Regions from separate parts of the Homo sapiens genome. Here region 1 is linked to region 2. Evidence: chromatin loops called from intact Hi-C (ENCODE). Cell type or tissue: dorsolateral prefrontal cortex. All regions are shown on one strand.

Region 1 (2,500 bases), 110 kb after region 2:
TAATGAGGTGATCTTAGGCAGCTTAATTCAGCTCGATAGCCTGGGGCTAGAGGAGGAGCCCCCGCACAGGAAGTCAGAAGTTGGGCCTGCACTAATTAGATTTCACAAATGCTGCTGTTATTCAGCACGTTGTTCCAAACGCCTGCCAGGTGGATAGGAGGCTCCCAGCGGGGGCTTCTGAGACCGCCCCCTTCAGCTGCCTCCTGCTTTTCTCTCCCACCTGTCCTGGCCCACCATGGCCCGCCCCCACCTCCAGCTGCATTCCTGGAATTGGCACCCAGCTCAGACTCCACCTGGGCCCACCCTGTCCCACCTGTGGGGTGGTCTAAAGGGTGAGGATGGAGCAGCAGCCACCAACCCTCCCTCCTGGGTTGGTAAGAGACAGCACGGCAGGCACGGGAGATGATGAGAAAGGCCCTGGAGACAGCTGACGTGCTCGTTCCTCGGGCCCTTGCTGCGATGGGGCTGAGCAGTTGCCCTAGTGCCTGGGTGGATCCCTTTTCCCCAGACTTGCAGCTGCAGAGCTGACCCAGTAGTGATGTTCGTCCTTGCAGTGGGTGGCAACTCTGTCTTGATTGCAAGTGCTCAGCAACGCTCCCTATTCATCTGTGTACCCTGCAGGGCTAAGCAACTCGGCCCTTCAGCAAATCATTAGGACTAAGTTTCTCCATCTGTAAAATGGCTAATTGCAGAAGGCCACACAGCAGCAGGGACCCAGATAAAGCTCTTGCAGTAGGGAAGCTTTGTTTTGTCCTCGCTAGCAGCTGCCCTAAGTGTTACAACTCAAAGGGCAGAGGAAGCCACTTAATGCCTACATGATAATAACAGCGATCAATTAATAATGGCAATAATGGTCTTTGAACGTGGAGCGCTGCTTCTCTCCAGCGGGAGCCCAGTTCCTGCTCCTGAGGGACAGCCCCACCTGCGGAGAGGCTGCTCCCTCCAGTGGAAGGAGGTGGTCATGGTCACCGAGAGTCAGCTCGGAGCCAGATGTGGATCTCTCCTTCCTGATCTCTCCTCCAGCCCTTCCTCTCCCAGCCAAGAGTACTCATATTCACATTAGAAAGCAGCCCCAGCCATAAGAAACCCGTTCTGTCTGCCCAAAACCACACCAAATGTGTTATGGCGACTTCCTCGCCTTGCCCCTCTGGCCGCAGTTTTTCTTCCTGTACAAGGAGGTGAGCCAATCTCGGCTCAGCTACTCCATCGTTTCCCTGGGTTTAGGGAGTGGAAGCCCCCAGGTATTTTCCTGGCTTTGCCCCTCCATCCACTCTGACGACCTCCTGGGAGGCCCTAGCTACTCATAAGCCCCACGACAAGCCCTGTGGTTGGTTCTTGGCTGCCAGAGAGAGCCCCTTGGAAGAGAACAACTGCTTAATAAGGATAAACATGTGGCATGCAATTTAAAAACCCTGGAATACCCGGCCATGTGATAGGCAGGTTCCAAAGCTGCTTACTTCAGCTAGAAAGCACTGCCTGGCCACCCCCGCCCCTTCCCATCATCTGAGCTTCTCCCCTTTCCCATCCAGAGTCCTCCCTTGACCCCCCAAATCCCTTCCCATCTTTAATCAGTCTAAGCTTTTAAAGAAAGAAAAAAAGAGTGCAGAAGAAGGCCAGCATGTAGAGGTATGGCACTTAGGGATGTTTTAAGGCCCCTGCAGAGTTCAAGGAGAATGTCCCAAGAATGTTAAGCATGATCCCTCCCCTGGGTCTCTCCCCTCACTGCCAACCTTGAACCAAGTTATGCAGCTTGGAAACTGACTGGAGTCCTCCGGTTCCCTCCCTGGAATGTCGAGGGTCTCGGCCTGGTATCAACCCCTGGGGTGTGTAAGGTCATCTGGGATGTGGTCTGGAGACCACCCTAAGGTGGGGAAATGTGGAAGGCAGTTCCCAGAGAGCCCGGACTTCCCTCCCCCATGGCCCTGTGAAATCGACAACTTAATAATTCTTAACATTTATTGGGTCTGTGTTCCAAAGGATGTACATGTCATAATCTGCTCACTCCTCACAGCTCCATGAGTTAGGTATTATTTCCCCGTATTTTACAGACTTGGAAACTGAAACACAGAAAGACTACATAAATTCTCCAGAGTGACACAGCTAGTAAGTGATACACCCGAAATCCAAACCCACACTCCAGATCCACTCTCATAAACACCATACTAAACTGTGCCTTCATAAAAATAATATTTTAACATTAATAATACTAGTGACTCTGATTTGAGTGCTTTAGATGCTGGGTGCCTGCTAAGAGCTTCCCATGGCTTATGCTGGAATGCTCGAAACAGGCTCTATGAAGCAAATATGATTATTAGCTCCATTTTACTGAAGAAATGGAGGCTCAGGGAGATTGAATAATTGACTTAGTTACAGAGATAATGAGTGGTCAACTGGGATTCCTTCCCAAGATGGCCTGCGTCCCTCTGGACCACACTATGGCTCACTGCTCCCTGCCAAAGGGGCCATTCTGTGTGTCACTTCCCTGAGGCAGAGAATGAAC
Region 2 (2,500 bases):
AAAACAGGTTAGCATATTAGCAATCACGGCTCACTACCATCTGTATTTGTTCCATTTGTGCCGTTTATGATGGTTATCCACATTAATTATTTCACTGCTAAAGTCCCTTCTAATTTCTGAACACTGTTATTTCTAAGAAAGATGGATATTAGATATGCCACACATCAGCGCAGGGTGGCATTACAGCATGCCATTAAGTTCAGATGCTGAGGCTCGGCAGAAAATAATTTTGCTATTTGTAATTGCAATAAAGTGTTTTATGTTGTGGCTCAACATGAAGAATAGCACTGATGGAAGCTGACTACTTAGTTTGGCAATGACTCTGAACTCATTAAAACAGACGAGAACCACTAGGTGGGGGTGACTGGCCAGCAGGAGGACAGAGATGAGTGAGGATGGAGGACAAGGTGTGTGGTGACAGCCATTCCCAAGCCTGGCCACGCCAACCTGCCTGAGCAGAGTCTACAAGGAACAGTTCCCCGCGAGAACTTTCAAAGCATCTGAGTCAATAGATCTAGGGTAATAGGGTAAGGCATAGCCAACAGCTGGGACATTCTATCACTGCTGGTTCACATAGCCACTTGTACAACAGTGGCACCTTCAGAGCAGTGACCACTGTCAAAGTACTTGAGTTTATAAACTATAATCACGCTTCCACTATTTCATTAAATAACATGACAGCCTTGGACGGGAGCTGTTATTGTTAGCATATCCAAGACACCATAGAATAATTAGCTTCTCTCCTAACTCCCAACCTCAGGCTTCCGAAAGGATGCCAGTGGGTTCAACAGCTAAAGTCCAGCGAGGACAGCCTTGAAGGTAAGGACCAGCGTGAAGGTCTAAGGAAGGCAAAGAAATCTCCCTTTGTGGCGTTCTTTGTTTTAAAGTGATGTTTGAGATGGTGATCTGACCTGGGTGAGGAAGAATCAAATGCTTCTTCCAGAACCCTTCCAGTTCAAGCACGTGTTCATCCTCCCATTGGTCATTCATCTGTCAAAAACGCACCAAATCATCTTGGATGCGCTGAGCTCTATGCCTGCCCTAGGCTCATTCCCGCCTTCCCAGGTAACCAGGGCAAATGAGTCAGCAGCCAACAAGCAGGGGAAAGGAAACAAAACAGGCACCCACTGCAAATAATGGGTGGATCCCATCTAGATGAGGTCCAGTATAAAATGAAAATCAGCTAGAAAGAATCAGCTGTTACTCTCCCCCACACTTCCCCCCCCCCCCAACACACACACACTCACACTCACACTCAGGCTAGTAAATACCTTCTTTGACTGATATGGCCAGTTTTCAGATGCATTTGGCTGTTTCTTCCAGGGTGATAGCTCCCCCTGGTGTTTGGAGGCCCAGGTTTTCACAGGCCACAGTGAGTGTCCCCAGGAATCTTCTGTGCTCCATCAGTATCACTTAGATGGGAGCTAGAGATCCATAAAAGTCAGTCCCTTCCTGTTTCCCTGGGATGTGGCTGACCTGTGTCATCTGAAACAGGCTTTGTCCCCTGAGCTCCAATCCTAACCTCCCTACAGCCTCAACGCTGTGGTTCTGGGCAAAGTTATTGAAACTCAGAGCACCCATCCCTCACCTATAAAAATGAGGGAGATAACACCAAGGTGGTGTTAGCATGAGATCAAATAATAATGAAATGACACCTAGCTCAATGCGTGACACCTAGCAGGTGCTCCATACATATTAGCTGCTTTGCTCTTCTTAGTTTAAGAGTTTCAAAATCTTGCTCTCCAGCTCCCTCCCTTCCTCTTTCTTCCTCCGCCTCCCTCTCCTTCCCAAATCTTTATTCTAACCTTACTCTTTCTTTCATAGCTCCCTCCTATCTGTTCCTCCTTCTCCCCTCCTGTCTCCCTATCACTCTCTCCATCTCCTTTCTTCTTTTTCCTTCTTTCTCATCACCTCCCACATTCCCCCTCACCTCCCTGTCTGCCTCTTTTCCCACACCTCTTCCTCCGCCCTTCTCCTGCCCAACCTCATGCCTAAGAACTAACATTGGGTGTATGGAGGGTACTCTCTGAAGATAAATTGCATCCTGTGCTAAGTCAGAGAGGAGCCATTTTTCCACTAGTCAATAACACTGCAGATTGCTCTTGCATTCTTCAGAGGAGCACCAAGGGCTTTTCTGCGCTCTTGACGGTGGAACACTGGCCTCTCTGCAACCGTGTTCATCGTGGATGGTGTTTGAACATTCTCTGTCTTCCCTCTTGCTCTTGTGCAGTCTCTCTGATGTTTGCCTCCCCCGCATTCTCTTTCCTCCTTTTGCCTGCCCTTCTTTTATTTCTAATCTCATTTTTGCTCTTCTCTTTAGTATGTTTCACGTGCTGTAGTCCCTTTTCCTCTTGTTTTTGATTTGCAAAATGGTCCACGTTCTCCTATATTCCCAAACTGCATTTTCTCAAGCAGCCTGCAATATTTCTTCCCTGTCACTGTAAAAGCTTTTTCATCTTCATTTGGAGCCATTTGCCCTGATCATTTCTTTCCTTAAGAT

What was found. Hi-C counts contacts between places; a loop is a spot of excess contacts. Peaks named below come from ENCODE experiments on the same cell type or tissue, not always from the same donor. Only the 100,000 strongest peaks of a DNase experiment are listed, where the experiment ranks them.
Region 1: a loop joins it to region 2, with 3 times the contacts of the local background. A loop is called at or near these places in 8 of 110 quality-filtered maps.

The regions. Positions count from the first base shown.
Region 1 is chr11:126,605,916-126,608,415 of GRCh38, reverse strand. The region is part of intron 1 of KIRREL3 (kirre like nephrin family adhesion molecule 3); the gene reads left to right. The region is part of intron 1 of KIRREL3-AS1 (KIRREL3 antisense RNA 1); the gene reads right to left. Among named protein-coding and RNA genes, the nearest start is that of KIRREL3-AS4, 46 kb to the left of the region's middle. RefSeq lists enhancers at 1-532, 533-1,218. In dorsolateral prefrontal cortex, CTCF peaks have their summits at 742 and 944 (motif pointing left); a DNase peak (open chromatin) is centred at 935; H3K4me3 peaks cover 449 bases; H3K27ac peaks cover 345 bases.
Region 2 is chr11:126,715,479-126,717,978 of GRCh38, reverse strand. All of the region lies in intron 1 of KIRREL3 (kirre like nephrin family adhesion molecule 3), which reads left to right. Among named protein-coding and RNA genes, the nearest start is that of KIRREL3-AS4, 64 kb to the right of the region's middle. RefSeq lists an enhancer at 1,191-1,485. In dorsolateral prefrontal cortex, a CTCF peak has its summit at 1,340 (motif pointing left); a DNase peak (open chromatin) is centred at 1,338; H3K27ac peaks cover 1,058 bases.